Regions from separate parts of the Homo sapiens genome. Here region 1 is linked to region 2. Evidence: read pairs that join two places in POLR2A ChIA-PET (ENCODE). Cell type or tissue: B cell. All regions are shown on one strand. Links, peaks and the distances in the headings refer to the core of each region. The heading gives the core; the rest is flanking DNA.

Region 1 (16,316 bases), core at 7,147-9,646, 60 kb before region 2:
TTTTTAGTAGAGACGGGGTTTCGTCATGTTGGCCAGGCTGGTCTTGAACTCCTGACCTCAGGTGATCCACCGGCCTCGGCCTCCCAAAGTGCTGGGATTACAGCCGTGAGCCACCGTGCCCAGCCAAAATTTTTTTTCTTAATTCACTTTTTGTTTTTACCAATGTTACACATGCATATATATTAGTTAGGCAGTTTTACAAGGCGTGCTATGAAAACAGTCCTCTCCACAGCCCCAATTTACTTCTCTACAGAATAAATCCTTCCAGCTCTTTTAGTTGTTTCTTTGCTACTTCTTCCATACCTGTAAATCATATTCTAGTAGAATTTTTTTTTTTCACTTTTAATCATTGTGTTTAACAGATCCTATTAACTTCCATCTATGGCAGATGAGGATCTGGTACCCTTTCACAACCACCCCAACCGCCATGCTTGCATGTACACTACTCTCCGACCCCAATTCTCCCAATATAGATAGATATATCCTCCTTGTGGTTCAATCAATATACAGTATTTAGGTTATTAAGATCATGTAAATGCTATTCATGGCTGAATAATAAAAATAATAGCCAACACTTATAAAGTATGCCAAACTTATGAAGTGTGCTAGACACTGTTCTAACTATACATAATTCACTTAATCCTCCCAATAACCCCAAGTGGTTGGCATTATTCCTATCTTTTTACACATACAGTATATTATGATCACTGTTCCTTTCTTTTACAACTTTTTGTCTTCCCTGGAGTTAAGAAACTCTCTCTTTACGTCTTTTCTCTTAGACAAATTCCCCAAAGATGATTTTTCCAATCTCCTGCCTGAAATGCATAAGAATGGCTGACAATGTTCTGGGAACCTACTAGAAGTGAGATGATCATTTCAACATTCAAGTATCTAATCTTTCATTTAATCCTCTGTTTTCAGTACAGTATTTCCCCCTTACCCAAGACCACTCAACTGTAACCAGTGTCCCTAGACCAAGGACAGTCTATTTCATCTTTTCTAAAAAAACAAATCTCCAACATTCTGCCAGAATGCATGTGAAGATGGGGGAGGGCAGGTACCCAGCTTTGAACACAGATGTTGAGACTAGAACACTCTATGTGCTTATTAAATCACCTCTCCTGTTTTCAGCCCCACTTCTAGAAGCACCTAGTGCTACCAAATTCTGAATCTCTGGGGATTCAGTGAGGCAAACTGAGTAGCACCTCAACTTCCAGAAACTACAGTTTTAGAATTCAACTTTTTGAGAAGCTGAAGTGAGTTTCTCATCATCCTTCTATTTTCTAGCCTCCACTTTTTTATTTTTATTTTTTAGATGGGGTATCACTGTCATCCAGGCTGGAGTGCAGTGGCACAATCACGGCTTGCTGTAGCCTCAACCTCCTGGGCTCTAGTGATCCTCCCACCTCAGCCTTCTGAGTAGGAGCATGAAACTACAGGCACACACCACCACACTTGCCTAATTTTTATTTTTTAATTTTTTGTAGAGATGGGGTCCCACCATGTTGCCCAGGCTGATCTCAAACTCCTGGGCTCAAGCAATCCTCCCAAAGTGTTGGGATTACAGGTGTGAGTCACTGCAGCAGAGCTCAAAATTATTTTTATAATCATCCCTTCAACTGACTTCTTTAACCTTATGGGATTATGCATTTAAGAAAATGCCTTTAGTATAGTTTTTGTGGGGGTTTCAGGAGGGACAGCTATAAATGCATGTATTAAGTCTGCAATCTGTAACCAGAAGTCTAAACTAAGACTTGAATATAAATAGGTACATCTGCCAGGCAGGGTGAATAATGAACAAAAGCAAGAAGGTATAAAACAAGGTGCCTGTTTAAAGTTGCTCAGTAAAGCTGTTTGACTAAGCAGAGGAGGTGTATAGGTAGTTCTAAGAGTTAAGGCTAATTCAGAGTAGAAACAGTTTGCAGGCCAAACTGAGACCTGATACAAAATAGTATTTAATGAAAGGTATTCCTTGGAAAGGCATTATATGGAGAGAAAAAAGTTTCTTAGTAAAATACACTTGGGAGACATCAGGTTGAACAAGTAAGAAGTTTTCTTACTATAGATTACTACTCAGCATCTACTATAGTAACATGAAAGGTAATTTTCCAAGAAAGTAAGGCAGTTTGTGGTGTCTTCCAAATCCATATGATCACAGAAACATTTTGAAGAAACTGTTGTACCATACTCCCTTTTACCTTACTGCTTGATGTCTTTCCACTGGGGTCACAAACATTCTCTAGAAGCCCTAGATTTCCTTCCGCATCAGTATACGATATTCGACCACAAGTAGGATGCCATGCCAGACCACAAATTGCATAACCTTTCTCATGTTTCACCCTAAAAATTAAAAAGTAGGTTCTAAAAATACTGTCAAGAAAAATATAAATTGTACATTTCTTTAGGTAAATTTTAGTTAGGAAAGAATAAATGACTTTTGACAATAATTTATAAATAATATAAATTTAATTATACTTTCATTCTGACAATCTGATGGCAAATTTGAAATGTTTCAAAATAAAACAAATACAAAACTAATAGAGATGAGCAAAGAAGAGACAAAAGATACACTAAATCATACCTTTCCATGCAGTCTTTGGTTTCCACATTCCAAACTATGATTAGACCATTAATACTACCTGCAGCTAAATATTGCCCACAGGGAGACCAGGTTACTATATTGAGGGTCTGTAAAGAAAAACAGTTAATAAATAATGATTTTGTAAAATTTCAAACTAAATACTCATTTTATTACCAAATTCAATTTTCTTTTCATTTTTTTTCAAGAATTTGGAGGGGAATCAACCAAATTCAAATTTTTATATCCCTGTTCTATATTATTTCTAATTATATTCGATACAAGACAAAGTTTGCTTATTTTCTAACCTCACTTTTCAATAACATTCAAGTATCACTACCAGCTATTACTTTATCATGAAAAAAATTATACTGGCACCATTTTATTTTATTTTTAGAGTCAGGGTCTTGCTCTGCCACCTAGGCTGCAGTGCAGTGGCACCATCATTACTCACTGCAACTTTCAACTCTGAAGCTCAAGCAATCCTCCTGCCTCAGCCTCCCAGGTAGCTAGGGCTACAGGCATGCACCACCACACATGGCTAATTTTTTAGTATTTTTTGTAGAGATGGAGTCTTCTTTTGTTGCCCAAGTTGGTTTCGGATTCCTGGCCTCAAGCAATCCTCCTGCCTCAGCCTCTCAAAGTGCTGGGATTACAGGCATGAGCCACTGTGCCCAGCCACTGGCACAATTTTCAAAGCAAAACCTAAAAAATGTTATTATCCTAGAAAGAGAGACAATTCAAGACATCCTCTTAGCATTCACAATCAAGATGAAGAAAACTAGTAAGTGAAGTGAACTTTAGTAAGCCATTGCTGACCTACTGGGCTTATGTTTCCTTAACTGTAAATATCTACGCATGTAAGAGACAGAGAAAACAGACCAACAACCTTTCTTCCTCTAAAATTTCAGAGTCCATGATCACAAGTCTCAGTGAAACTCACTTAACAATAAAGGCTAACTACTGATCATTTTAGAACAACTTGTTCTAATACTATGCAAGGGTTAAATCTGACTTCTTATAACAAAGACCTATTTAGTATCCAGTTATTGATCAAATGAAGAAAGGATGAGCTGTTAGAAGATGGACCACATACAACAGCCAGGAGTTGTTTTCCATTCCAATAATATTTAACTGCAACTGTATTCAGGCAAACTACGCATTAACTGCTCCTTATAGCCCACTGAAAGTGTCACTTTGTAAAACCTACCTGAGAGATGAAATTATCTGAAAGATCAAATTGATGACTCCAAGATTCTCTTCTATATAGCTTAACAGATTTTTCCACAGGAATTGCCAGTAACTATTAGAAAAGATAAACAACGTAAACAAAAGTTTACATTAAATTGAATTTGAAGAAGGAAAAAGGCACAAAATTCATTCAGATATATTTACAAGACATAAAAGCAAATTAGTTTTTATTGTTTCTGTTTTTAAGAGACGGTGTCTCACTATGTTGCCCAGGTTGGTCTCTAACTCCTGGGTTCAAGGGATCTTCCTGGCTCAGCCTCCTAAGTAGCTGGGACTACAGGCATACACCACTGTGCCAGGCGCAAATCTGTATTTTAATTGGCAACTAATGAAACTCAGAACATTACTTAAAACTTCAATAAGCAAAAAATAGGTGATAATTTGTCATGGGAAGAGAAAAAAATAAAGGTGATCACTCTATTGCTTGCACCCAAAAAATGGAGAACTTGTAATTACTAGTACTTTAAATATGATTACTTTTTTTTCCCCCAAGAGACAGTCTTGCTCTGTCACCCAGGCTGGAGTGCAGTGGTGTGATCACAGCTTACTGAGCCTCAAACTCCTGGGGTCAAAGGATCCTCCTGCTTCAGCCTCCCAAATAGCTAGGACTACAGCCCAACTAATTTTTTTCCTGTTTTTTTGTAGAGATGGGGTCTCACTGTGTTGCTCAAGCTGATACTGAACTCTGGCCTCAAGTGATCCTCCTGCCTCAGCCTCCCAAAGTGCTGAGATTACAGCGTGAGACACCATGCCTGACCTTCAATACTACTTCTTAAGGAATCTAGGTCCTTCTGATATAAAAATTCCTCCCATTTGTTTGAGGAAAATAAAGACAGAATCCTTCAAATATCTTGAAAAACAAGAAATGTATCTTCTTATGCATTATTCTGAAGAAACTGATTAGTAGAAAAAATAAAACTGTGTATTCTTTCCATGATTATCCAAAAAAGGATTAGTAACATATAATAAAAACTTTATTTTAAAAAATTTTTAAATTAGGTTTTTTTGTAAGCAAAGAAAAAAAATACATACTACATTTCCTTGAGCTCAATTATCACTTAAATCTAGAATGTACATTGTTAAAAGTTCACATGGGCTGGGTGTGGTAGCTCAGGCCTATAATCTCAGCACTTTGGGAGGCTGAGACAGGCAGATCACTAGAGCTCAGGAGTTTGAGACTAGCCTGAGCAACATAATGAGACCCTGTCTCTACAAAAAATAAAAAAATTAGCCAGCCATTGTGGGCGCGTGCCTCTAGTCCCAGCTACTCGGGTTGGGGGCTGAGGTGGGAGGATGAACTGAGTCCGGGAGGCAGAGGTTGCAGTGAATCGTGATCATGCCACTGCACTCCAGCCTGGGCAACAGAGTGAGACCATGTCTCAAAAAAAAGGAAAGAAAAAATAATTTTAAAAGCCAATTGTGTATATATGTATAAAAAAGAAAGAAAAACGAACTATATATATATAGTTGCCCAGGCTGGAGAGAAGTAGTGCCATCTTGGCTCACTGCAACCTCTGCCTCCCAGGTTCAAGCAATTCTCCTGCCTCAGCCTCCCGAGCAGCTGGGACTACAGGCGCACACCACCACGCCTGGCTAATTTTTGTATTTTCAGTAGAGACGGGGTCTTATCATGTTGGCCAGGCTGGTCTCGAACTCCTGACCTCAGGGGATCCACTCGCCTCAGCCTCCCAAAGTGCTGGGATTATAGGCGTGAGCCACTGTGCCCAGCTACCAACTGTATATTTTTTATGTACACTGTCTGCTCATGTCTTTGCTCATCTTTCTAATGGGTTTCTATTGATTTGTAAGAATACTTTGCACACTATGGAAATTAGCTCTGTTTTATTGTTTCAAATTTTCTTCCCCAGTTTGTCATTTGTACTGTGACTAATATTTTGTACCATGCAAAACTATTTACTTTTTATACAATCTACTTTATTAATTTTATTTCCTGAAAAATTTCAAAAGAATAGAAAAGTTGAAATAATAATATAGTAAATACCTATATATAGACTCATCATGTAGAAGCAAGCTTCCAAGATGGTCCTCAAAGATTCCCACTCCACTTCCTGGTATTCATATCCTTGTGCTAATACATTTGCTAAATCTCCTTTTCTCTACCTTTATATACACTAACTTTCCATATACATTTGGTTCTATTTATCTCTTTAACAGGTATGTGTCTATTCATAACTCAATAGCAAACTTATAATTCTCATAACTTTATGTTTTATTATCTAACTGAATTATTTGCATCACTTTTCTTTTTCAAAACTTTTCATTTTCCACATGGACTTTCCCTTTTTTTTTAGCAACCAATGTTTATTTTCTTTTTTTGAGATAGAGTCTCGCTCTATCACCTGAGCTAGAGTGCAGTATTGTGATCTTGGCTCACTGCAACCTCCGCCTCCTGGGTTCAAGCAATTCTTATGCCTGAGACTCCCAAGTAGCTGGGATTACAGGCATGTGCCACCATGCCCAGCTAATTTCTATATTTTTAGTAGAGACAGGGTTTCGCCATGTTTCCCAGGCTGGTCTTGAACTCGTGGCCTCAACTGATCCACCTGTCTCAGCCTCCCAAAGTGCTGGGATTATGGGCGTGAGCCAGCGAGCCCGACCCAATGTTTATTTTTCATCAACCTTATTTCCATGTTGCTTAAGAGCCTGTGCAAGAACAGCTTAAGATCACTCAGTGGTTGTTCCTATGCATTCAGTGGTCTGAGCAGTGGGGAGCCGCAGACCAGTCTTCTGTGGCAGGCTGAGCACTCCAGTTTTCAGGAGGGAACTGCTAAATAGGCACAGAGGGCACCTGCACACCATCAGACCAGTCTGCAACCTCAGGTTGAGGAGCACCGAACTCAGGAGCTGGAGTAGTCCATTCACCCTGAAATTCCTCCTTGGTCACAGCCTTTTCAGCAGCAGGCTGCTCTTCTTTTTCAATCTCCTCAGGAACACTGTAGAAGTAGAGATCAGGCATGACCTCCCACAGGAAATGGTGCCACACATGCGAACTTCCTGGATCGGCATCCACCACATCAATCCCACTGAGTGAGCTCCCTTGCTGTTGCATGGGATGGTAGTGTCCACATAGCACAGAGGAAAATCTGTGTGACACAGAGCAATGGTAGGTACGTTAACATAAGATGCCTCTGTGAGAGGCTGGTGATCAGCACTGGGATTAGTCACCATAAGAAGCTGTGGCTCCTAAAAGGCTGCCTGGATCTGGTTAATGAAAGTTCCAGGAGTGAAGCAGCCAGCAACTGGAGTGACTCCAGTGGCAGCAGCAAACTTCAGCATGGCCTTCGGACCAGTATTCCTGGATGATATGACACTGACATTGAAAGAGTTTTCAACAGCAACAATGGCACAAGCTCCCAGGAGAAGCTTCTCCCAGGTCCTCTTCAGATTTATGATGTAGATGCCAACACTTTTCCTTTTATAGATGTACTGTCCCATCTGGAAGACAAAGCTGGTGCTACCTAAGTGGGTTCCTCCTGCAAGGAACTTAAGGACATCCTCCTCCTTCATTTGCAGGACATAGAGGTTCTAGACATTGTGAAAGTTTCCCTTTAAGTTACGATGGGAATCCAGAACAACATCATAAGGATCCTTCTCTGGGTAGTGCAGAAAGCCCTCATGGGCTTTAGAATCAGCTCAATTTGGTCCTCCTAGACATCTTATTGGTACTTTATTTTACTTTGTTTTCTTTTTTTTTTCCTTAGAGCCTTCAGATGAGACATTTTATTTTTAAGGCAGGGTTTTGCTTTGTTGCCTAGGCTGGAGTACAGTGACAAGATCATAGCCCACTGCAGCCTTAATCTCCTGGGCTCAAGTGATACTCCTGCCTCAGTCTCCCAAGTAGATGGGACTACAGGAATATGCCACCACACCTGGCTAATTTTCATTTTTTTGTGGAGACGAGGTCTTGCTATGTTGCCCAGGCTGGTGTCAAACTCCTGAGCTCAAGCGGTCCTCCTGCCTCAGCCTCCCAAAGTGCTGGGATTATAGGTGTGAGCCACCACACATAGGCTGTTGTTTTATATGTGAATGTTATCAAAACTATAGATTAATTTAGGGAAGAACTGACATCTTTATTTATATCAAATAATTCCTTTCTAAGAATATATGTTTCTATTTATCCAAGTCTTCTTTTACTTCTCTTGGTAGCATGTTAAAAGTTTCTTTATATAGATCTTTCACATTTCTTGTACATTTAACCTGTTACTGTATCTTTTTCAATTTAAAAGTAAATGCATTATTTTTCCTACATGCTTTCTAAATGGCTATTGTTTGTATACAGGATAACAATCCTGTATTTGTATAACAATCCTGTATACAAACAATTTTGCTTCCAGTTACCTTACTAAATTTTCTTATTAGTAGTAATGATTTTCTTCCCCAGTTGATTTTCTTGGGATTTACTCATATACAAACATTTCCTTTGCAAATAATGAACATTCTCTTTCTTCCTTTCAAATTTCTCATATCTTTCTGTTGTCTAACTGTATCAGTTAGTACCTCCAAAATGTTAGGTACTAATGGTGAGAATGGACATAATAAGACTGTCTCCAGAGTTGTTCCATTAAGCATGAATGTGAACAAAAATATAAAATTAATTCATTCATGCAAAATTTATACTTCAAAATGAATCTTGAAAAAGTTCAAATGTTTCTTAAAGCATTTCAATACTAATTATTTGGCTTGGTACTCTAAAATTTATAATCCAAATTTTTAAAAAGTAATTAAAAAAACTATTTTTACACTCAAAGTTGAAAAGGACTGAATAAAACAAAGGTTAAAAATAAGAATCATGCCAGGCACGGTGGCTCACGCCTGTAATACTAGCATTTTGTGAGGCTGAGGTGCGTGGATTGCCTGAGCTCAGGAGTTCGAGACCAGCCTGGGCAACACGATGAAACCTCCTCTCTACTAAAAATACAAAAAATTAGCTGGGCATGGCAGTGTGCACCTGTAATCCCAGCTACTCGGGAGGCTGAGGCAGGAGAATTGCTAGAACCTGGGAGGCAGAGGTTGCAGTGAGCCGAGATTGCACCACTGCACTCCAGCATGGGAGACAGAGTGAGACTCCATCTCTAATAAAAAAAAAAAAAAAAAAGAAAAGAAAAGAAAAATAAGAATCACTTACCTTCCCACTTTTTGGCTGCCAAGCAAGTCTGCAGATTGATTTTGCATTTATCACATCGTTGCATTTTTGTAGCAGTGGCCAACTAATAGCACATGTCTAATTGGTAAAAAAAGAAAATTTCTTTCCTTTATGAAAATCCCCCCCAAAATATATGCAGAACTGAATATATTTAAAGGTTCTTCAAATCAATATATATCTCAGAAAAATGCAACTTAATGCACCTTAATTATAATAATACCTGATATACCTAAACTGCTTTAAGTCCTTCAAAGGTATGATGAGTACAAATCTTAAATAACTAGAGTATTTTCTGTGCAGAATAAACAAATGATATACTCATTGAATAATCATACACACATACACAAAACCCCAATACGTGAAATTCTTAGAATGACTACAAAAATAAAACTTCAATGGTCTACTATAAAATGTTAAAGTGTCAAAGTCGCTTCTTTTAAATAGCTCAAGAATGAAGGGAAGGAACTGTGGATATTAAGGCATATTTGTGGAGGATATTTCTCTAGTCAATTACATTCATATTCTCTCTAGAAATGCCAAGCCATCTTGGATTGCCTTGGGCAGACTTAACTGTTCCCTCTGCCAATCTGGAGAACACCTTATTTCGTACCTCCTTTAAAACCTTTATTAGGCTGCATTTGAATAAACTGTATATGTGACTCTCCAAATCAAATGTGACCCATAATTTTTTATCCCCAACCATCTAACCCAAGGCCCAACGCATGGTCATTACATTGTAAATATAAAATAACTGAATTTATTCCCTTCATTTACAAAACTTAAAAAGTTAAATATAAGATTATCATTCCCCTTGTGATTAGGTAAAAATGCAATTAGTCTTCAACGTATTTATTTGGCACTAGAATACTGTGGACTTTGATCACAAAAACAGTATTTAATGGTACCAAAGAAACAAATTCCAAAGAAAAGCAATTATTAATTTGGCCCAGTAATACGACATATAACAATTTATTACAGAAATGGGCAAAAAACTTTAAATTTAAATTGCTGAGTTTACCTGATCTGAAATTTGCCACACTCTGACAGATCCATCACAACTAGCTGATGCCTGCAGGAATAAACAATACATTTCTCTATAGTCATAGCCATAATACTACATGGAAAGTGGTTCAATTAATTAAATCAAAAAGCCCTTTTATCAACTGGGTGAAATTTCCTGCTAACTCTCTTACTGAATAAAACAAAGGTTGAAAAGTTGAGTTAGCAGAAAATTTTTTAGAGAGTTAGTAGGAAATATATTTTTAAACATATTCAGGAAAAACACAAAAAGAGAAGGAAAAAATAATTACCAGAAAGATGTCCTTAGGATCAAAGGAAAGACTTAAAACAGGGGCATCATGTCCTCGAAATGTTTTCTGTTGGCTGCTATCCATCACATCCACAATTTTGACTAGAAAATCACTAAGAACAAAAAGAGTAACGCAAATGAATAAATGCTAACACAAAGGCCTCTCCTAAAAGCTATGATCCAAATATTTCTTTTTTTTTTTTTTTCTTTTTGAGACGGAGTCTCACTCTGTCACCCAGGCTGGAGTGCAGTGGTGCGATCTCAACTGCAACCTCCGCCTCCCAGGTTCAAGCGATTCTCCTGCCTCAGCCTCCCGAGTAGCTGGGATTACAGGTGTGCACCACCATGCCCAGCTAATTTTTGTATTTTTAGTAGAGATGGGGTTTCACCATGTTGGTCAGGCTGGTCTTGAACTCCCGACCTTGTGATCCGCCCACCTCAGCCTCCCAAAGTGCTGGGATTACAGGCATGAGCCACTACGCCTGTCCAAGTATTTTAAAATCACAAAATCTTTATGGCAACTTATAAAATTTGGCACCCAAATTTAATGGCTTACCTTTTAGTTTTGCTCTATAAATATGTTGAAAACACAAGTCAAGATTTCCCATTATGCTAAAATACAAACACTTCCTAAATGGCTTCTTTAGTTACATCTTAAGCTTCTATTATTTGCTAATCTAATTATAGCTACAACCATTTTTAAAAGTACTATACCTTTCACTTCACCTCAGCAATTCAACCAACTATATTGTTTTCCTATGACAAAGAAGCATCAAGAGAAACTCCAAAATATTCTGACTGTACAGCCCAAGTTCTAAGTAAAATAATTTTTTTTTTTTTTTTGAGACAGAGTTTCACTCTTGTTGCCCAGGCTGGAACGCAATGGCGTGATCTCAGCTCACGCAACCTCTGTCTCCCGGGTTCAAGCAATTCTCCTGCCTCAGCCTCCCAAGTAGCCGGGATTATAGGCACCCGCTACTATGCCCAGCTCATTTTTGTATTTTTAATAGAGACGAGGTTTCACTGTGTTGGCCAGGCTGGTCTTGAACTCCTGACCTCAGGTGATCTGCCCACCTTGGCCTCCCAAAGGGCTGGGATTACAGGCATGAGCCACGACGCCAGCCCTAAAATAATTTTTTTAAATTTTCCATCAAGCTATGCTTTCAGTATTATAAAATAGGCCATCTGCCCATCTGCAGAGCAGTATATTTCTTTCCTTTTTTTCTTTTTTTGAGACAGAGTCTCACTCTGTCGCCTAGGCTGGAATGCAGTGGCACCATCTTGGCTCACTGCAACCTCTGCCTCCTAGGTTCAAGTGATTCTCCTGCCTCAGCTTCCCGAGTAGCTGGGATTACAGGCACCCGCCACCACACCCAGCTAATTTTTTGTATTAGTAGAGACGGGGTTTTGCCATGTTGGCCAGGCTGGTCTTGAACTCCTGAGCTCAGGTGATCTGCCTGCCTTGGCCTCCCAAAGTGCTGGGATTACAGGCGTGAGCCACCACAACCGGCCAAAGCAATATATTTCAATTCAAAAAGAAGCCCAAGTTTGTCCTCAAAAACCTTTACTAGATAAAAGAATATATGAAGAAACAACAAACAACAAAAAATTAAGTCACGGTCCTGAAAACACTACCCTGAAACAAATAAACAAGGCCTTTTGTTCTAACATTATTTCCTTTTCTGATGTCAAAGAGCCTTACCTAGATCCAGCAGCAATTTTAGTACCATCCCCATTAAAGACCACATGGTTTGCATTTGTAGTGAAGCGAGTCAATATACCATCTGGAACTCCTTCAGGAAATGTGTGGACTTGAATAGTATTATTAGAAACTGCAGTGACCAGTTTTCCACTCTAAAAGAAAAATTAAGGTAAGAAACATTAGCAAAACAAATCCAAATGACTGGGAGTCTCTCCATAGTTAAAAATCCGGTAAAAAACAAAAAACCTTAAAAATCTAGTTCATATCAAGAGAAAAATTATCACTAAATGTACAACTTTGCTGGAATGTGCATTAGCAAGAAAAATTTGCTAGCTTTAGAAAAATTAATTCTACCTTAAGCAGCCTATCTCTTAGCCTCTAATTTTTCTTTTACTTCTGGTAAGAAAAATGTTTGAATAGTACTTCTATGGATCCTAAGTGTTATAAAAAGGAAGGAGACTCAAGAGAGCTTTTCAGAGAAAACAGAGCTAGTCTCAAAATGAGGAGAAGGCATCAGAAGGCACGGCCACAATGGCCACTGCCCTATGTTTCCACAACAAAAGACACATCACATGTCTTTTTAGAGTAAAGTCTAAATGCAGCATCCATGCCAGAGACTGCAGTGATATACCTACAAGGCAAGGAATGTTGAGGATTGCCACACCACCAGAACCCAGAAGACAGGAATGGAACATATTCTCCCTCAGAGCCTTGGGAAGAGCCAACCATGACGACACCTTGATTTCAGACTTCTTGCCTTCTGAACTGTGAGATAATTTTCTGTTGTTTTAAGCCACCAACTTTGTGGCAATTTGTTACAGCAGCCTTAGTAAACTAATACAAGACCATGTTTACTTTTTCCTCCTTTACAGTCTTCTTCATATACAAAGGCAGTACATGCTCACTGAACAGAAAAAAATGACAATATGAAAGTATTGGGGCTGGGTGTGGTGGTTCACACCTGTAATCCCAGCACTTTGGGAGGCCAAGGCGGGTGGATCACGTGAGGTCAGGAGTTCGAGACCAGCCTAGCCAACATGGTGAAACCCCATCTCTACTAAAATTACAAAAAAATTAGCCAGGCATGGTGGTGGGCAGCCAGCTGTTTGGGAGGCTGAGGGAGAAGAATCACCTGAACCCGGGAGGCGGCGGTTGCAGTGAGCTGAGACTGCGCCATTGCACTCCAGCCTAGGCAACAAGAGTGAAACTCTGTCTCAAAAAAAAAAAAAAAAAAAAAAAAAAGTATCCTGAGCAGAGGGTGAGTTCCTTATTTTATGAATTAATCTCCATTAACATTTTGGGGTTAAGTCTTCTTAATTTTGTTATATTCGTGTGTGTGTTTGTGTGTATATATATATGTATTTATTTATTTTAACAAACATAAGATTACACTATATTAACTGTTCTGAATCTCATTTTTTTTACTTATTGTAAACTTATTTTCAACTTATTATAAATATATTTTCTGATGAAAATAGATACCCTACTTTTATAATGGCTGCATAGTATTCCATTATATGGCTCCACCAAAATTTATAAACTAACTTCTCAATTGAAAGACCCTTCAATTGTTTCCGACATTTGCTATTGTTATGAATTGTGCTTTTACTATCCTTTTCCACATAAACTTGAAAATAGCCAGAAATGACTGTGTACATTCTAATTTTAATACACGGTATCAATTTGCTCTAAAAAAAAAAAGTTTCTCACTTATGTATCCAGCCACTATGTATGATAATACTTACTTCTCAAAGCCCTCACTATTACTGGGATTAGCAATATTTTTCATCCTTGCCAATCTTATGGGGAAAAAAAATCCAATTTTAAAATTTGCATTTCTTTGCTTACTAGTAAGATTTAGCTTACATTTAATGTATGTTGGTCATTTACATTTTTTCTTCTGGGAACGCATTTTCTAATTATATATGATCATTTTAAAAAGAATATCTAAACATCATCTTATCTACCTTAAATGCGCCTGGGTTTGGAAAAAATATGAATTCTGTGGAAAGATTTTTCTACCTAAACACAATACACTCAAGTTAAAAGTCATCACAAATAAAAAGCTTAGGGGTTTATAGATAATTAATTTCCAAAGTCCTTCTGAATAAGTCTTCTTTCTCCAAGTAACCTACATCTCATTCCCATATTTGCGTTACACAAAACATCAGAAACACATATGAATATATATTGGGAAAGTTAATGAAACATTCCCGTTTTCTAGAACAATTCCTTAAGTTATCTGAATCAGTAGGTGTTTTAGTCTGTTCTGTACTGCTATAAGAATCCCACAGACTGGGTAATTTACAATGAACAGAAATTTATTGTCTCATGATTCTGAAGGCTGGACACTACAAGATTGAGGGGTTGGCATCTGGCAAGGGTCTTCTTATTGCATCATCCCATCTTGGAAAGGTAAAGAGAGGGCGAGAGGGAGAGCAAGAGGATCAAACTCACCCTTTTATGATGAACCCACTCCTGAGATGGTGGCATCAATCCAATCATGAGGCCAGAGCCCTCATGGTCTCATTACTTCTCAGTAGACCCCACCTCCCACCACTGTTATGTTGGGGATTAAGTTTCCAACACATGCTTTTAGGGGAACACATTCAAATCATAGCAGTGAGCTAAAAACACCACTGAGTTTTCCCTTAAAGGAAAAAAGGGAACATTTAAACCTTTCTTGGAAGTATTATTTTCCTGCATTTATTTTAATTGGTTCACCATTCATGTCCATTAATCACTTTTAATAAACCACAAATTTTGGGGTGGTCAGGTATGGTGGCATGCACCTACAGTCCTAGCTGCCCGGGAGGCTGAACTGGGAGGACTGCTTGAGCCCAGGAGTTTGAGACCGGTCTGAGCAACATGGCAAGATCCCGTTTCAAAAAAAAAAAAAAAAAAAAAAAATTGGTGGGGCAAGTTATGGCATTATCATGCATTTTAAAATATTATTTCATGAGATTAAAAAAAGGTATATCTATATTCAAAAATATTTTTCACACCCCATCTCAAAAAAAAATGGTAGGGCAAGTTACGGCATTATCATACATTTTAAAATATTATTTCATGAGATAAACAAAGGTATATCTATATTCAAAAATATTTTTTCACTCAAGCATAAAAATCACATGCCAGTATCATTTCATATCAATTGATATAACTGTTTTTACTACCTTCAAAGCACATGAATATGCCTTTTCTCCAACATTAATGAACTTAGGATCATCATCATCCAAGTCTTCCCAAATCCTCACATCACCATCACTTCCACAAGTCACAATAAAACTGTGAAGAAAAGACACAAATTAAAGTCATCGGGCATGGTGTCTCATGCCTATAATGCTAGCACTTTGGGAGTACAAGGTGGGAGGATTGCTTGAGGCCAGGAGTTCAAGACTAGCCTGGATAATACAGAGAGACCTAGTCTCTACAAAAAATTAAAAAATTAGCCAGGCATGGTTATGTGTACCTGTAGTACCAGCTACTTGGGAGGCTGCAGTAGGAAGATAACTTGAGCCTGGAAGGTCAAGGCTGCAAGTGAACCATGACGGCACCACTGCACTCCAGCCTGGGCAACAGAGCAAGACTCTATCTCAAGGAAAAAAAAAAGTCACCTAGTTTCATATACATTAGTTTTTTGGAATGCTACTTCTATATTTACCACTTTTTCACAAAATGAAGACATTAGCCAGTATTTTTTCTCATTTTATACACTTAAACTTTAAAAATAAAGTGCTAATTTCCTTCTATAAAATAAAAGATGAGTTTAATACTCTAGTTCTTCTTTGGCATAAAATTATAAAATTTTGAGGCAGAGTCTCATTCTGTTGCCTAGGCAGTATCATGATTATAGCTCTCTAAACCCTCCGCCTCCCAGGCTCAAGTGATCAAACCACTTCAGCTCCCCAGGTCGCTGGGACTACAGGCGCATGCCACCATGCCTGGCTAATTTATTTTTTGTAGAGACAGGGTGTCCCTACGTTGCCCAGGCTGGTCTTGAGCTCCTGGGCTCAAGGGATCTGCCTGTCTTGACCTCCCAAAGTCAAGGGATTACAGACATGAGTCACCATGCTTGGCCAGCATAAAATTATTTATTTGTAAGAATGTAAGAAAGATGGGTATATAATCTGCAACAATAAAATAGGGACCGTATCTTCCTTGTCCACCATTGTATCCCTAGCACCAAACAGTCTCTGACAGAAACCTTAATAAATGTTTGTTGAATTAATAAATGAATAGATGTATGAGCTCAACTATCCAAACGTGTTTCAAATAACCATCTGTATCTATCATAACTTGTTTTAAACTT
Region 2 (2,500 bases), core at 1-2,500:
CCACTTGCCCTTGGTTCTTTAGAAGGAGCACACACATCCCTTGATTCCTCCCTGATGTGGTAAACTGGCACACTCCAGGGGTCTAAAACATAAAACAGTTGTGTTTAGGGAACCTTAAGTCATGCAGACATGACTGTTCTCTTTGTACAAGTGTGAATCAAAATATGTATCTCTTTTTCAGAGTCTGGTTAAGCTATGTCATTGTCTACTGCATAGTTTCCTGAGTCTGTTTGTAAAGTGCTTATGGCTAACAGTTCAGTTCTGTATTTGTTGACAGGTAAATAAGTGGAGTTGAGTGCCATCTTTGAAAAAATTACCCTCTAGCTCTAACACTGAAAATAATAATAAATTGTAGATCTCTGCAACTAAGTTTAAAGCAGTGTGACTGTGTTGCTTAAATATCAAGTATTGTTTATAACCACCAAAAAAAAAAAGCCCTGGTAGTTTTTTGGCACCTTATGTTTAAATCAGATTCTTAGATTTGGAGTAGACCTGACCTTGTTATTTATTAGATAACATTTTGAATGTATCCATTGGATTTCTAAAATGTATTGTGAATTTCTCAGACAAACAGGATTTATGCTGGAGCTCTGTTTTGCTTAGAAATAAAATATTTAGTAGTTTATTTCTGCTCTAATTAAAATGTCAAGAATGCCAAATGCTGCCAGTTTTTTGGTTTGATAGCTACCTCCTTCTAAGAAAGCAAAATGGTTACCTTTGAGAGGAACATTCAGTGTTTAATCATCCCTTATGTTAACTAGATGATAGATTCAAGCTTTTAGAAATGAGAAAGTAGAAACTAATTTGTTAAGATATTTTCAGACTGCGGAATGTTGTTAGCTTTTTCTTTCACTTCTCTTCAAGGACAGGTGTTAGCTGTCTACAATACTGTTGAACTCTGTTGTCAAAGTAGCCCCCTTAGTCTACAAGGCAGGTAGCCTTGGCTTGAATTATCAATATCAAAATGTCAGTTAACCATGGAGGGATAAAGTAATGTGAAAAGTGAGATGGCTGCAAAGATAGCTCTCCTTACAGTTATTTTGGCTGTCCTACATTGGGATAAGCTGACAAATTAGCAGTATTTAGTTTAACACTGGAGCAAATATAATTTGAGTAGGAAGAAGAGATAGCAGGTTTGGGAATCTATAATTATGAAGTCCATTGATTTTGGGAGAAAATCTGTTGCTAAAGGATTTGAAGGGCCATGAACACAATTTGGGATTATTACTCCCTATAAGTATAATAATTTTGCTAGTGACCCATACTGTCCAGTGTGCCCTAAATCATACTGCTATTGTACTCCCTTTGTTTTCAAGGACTTTGCAACTGGTATTTGGGGGAGATTTTTTTTTTTTTTTGAGACGGAGTCTCGCTCTGTCGCCCATGCTGGAGTGCAGTGGTGCTATCTTGGTTCACTGCAAGCTCCATCTCCCAGGTTCACACCATTCTCCTGCCTCAGCCTCCCAAGCAGCTGGGACTACAGGTGCCCGCCACCATGCCCGGCTAATTTTTTTTTTTTTTTTTTTTTAGTAGAGATGGGGTTTCACTGTGTTAGCCAGGATGGTCTCGATCTCCTGACCTCGTGATCTGCCCGCCTTGGCTTCCCAAAGTGCTGGGATTACAGGCGTGAGCCACCACGTCCGGCCGATTTTTTTTTTTTTTTTTAATGTAAGAATGGAGATAAAAGGGATAATATAATTTGCTTTTATATTGTTATTTTTGTAAAGCATCTTTTCTTCAATTCTTGTTGGCATTCTGGGCCAAAATATTTCAGGTTGGTTCGGTGTGGAGTTAAGAAAAGCAGGCGTTTTAGTGGAGAAATGGGGAACAGCATCAAGAAAGGCTTTTTTCCTTTTTTCTTTTTTTTTTGGAGACAGAGTCTTGCCCTGTCACCCAGGCTGGAGTGCAATGGCGTGATCTTGGCTCGCTGCAACCTCTGCCTCCAGGTTCAAACGATTCTTCTGCCTCAGCCTCCCAAGTAGCTGGGATTACAGGTGCCCGCCACCACACCCATTTTTGTATTTTTAGTAGAGACGGGGGTTTCACCATGTTGGCCAGGGTGGTCTGAAACTCCTGACCTCGTGATCCGCCTGCCTCAGCCTCCCAAAGTGCTGAGATTACAGGCGTGAGCCACCATGCGTGACCTTTTTTTCTTTTTAAAAGGGAACAATGTTGCTTTCAAAACAAGACATGCTAGGCTGAAACTGATTTATGGAAAAGACTGCTTGTTAGCAAGTATATTTGGTCTTGAGGGGGATACAGATTATAGAATATGCTGACATTTGGGCTTCAGAGGAAGAATTTTCAAATCTAATGGAAATAGTTGAGGTGTTCAGGAATGCTGTTTCTTGGAGTTGGAAGCTTAGGTTTTGAAATGTTGAAACCAAAAAGACAAAAATTAAAACATAGACCTTAGGTCGTCATTCACACCCGGTTCTCAAGAATCAAGTGGAGCACTTCAAAGACCTTGGCTTGTCTGTCCCATCCTGCCACTTTCTCA

What was found. ChIA-PET counts read pairs that join two places held together with the same protein. Peaks named below come from ENCODE experiments on the same cell type or tissue, not always from the same donor. Only the 100,000 strongest peaks of a DNase experiment are listed, where the experiment ranks them.
Region 1: POLR2A ChIA-PET joins it to region 2 with 5 read pairs; 8 of 35 experiments call an interaction of 5 or more read pairs at or near these places.

What each region holds. Positions count from the first base shown.
Region 1 is chr14:54,998,305-55,014,620 of GRCh38, forward strand. WDHD1 (WD repeat and HMG-box DNA binding protein 1) reads right to left here. Exons shown (of 26, transcript NM_007086.4): 3 at 15,181-15,292; 4 at 12,005-12,156; 5 at 10,304-10,415; 6 at 10,012-10,062; 7 at 8,976-9,071; 8 at 3,789-3,881; 9 at 2,582-2,688; 10 at 2,199-2,340. It also overlaps the pseudogene RPSAP13. Among named protein-coding and RNA genes, the nearest start is that of WDHD1, 21 kb to the right of the region's middle. In B cell, for the core only: no CTCF peak of the experiment used is centred there; no DNase peak of the experiment used is centred there.
Region 2 is chr14:55,065,558-55,068,057 of GRCh38, forward strand. MAPK1IP1L (mitogen-activated protein kinase 1 interacting protein 1 like) reads left to right here. Exons shown (of 4, transcript NM_144578.4): 4 at 1-2,500. Among named protein-coding and RNA genes, the nearest start is that of MAPK1IP1L, 15 kb to the left of the region's middle. In B cell, for the core only: no CTCF peak of the experiment used is centred there; no DNase peak of the experiment used is centred there; H3K27ac peaks cover 1,345 bases.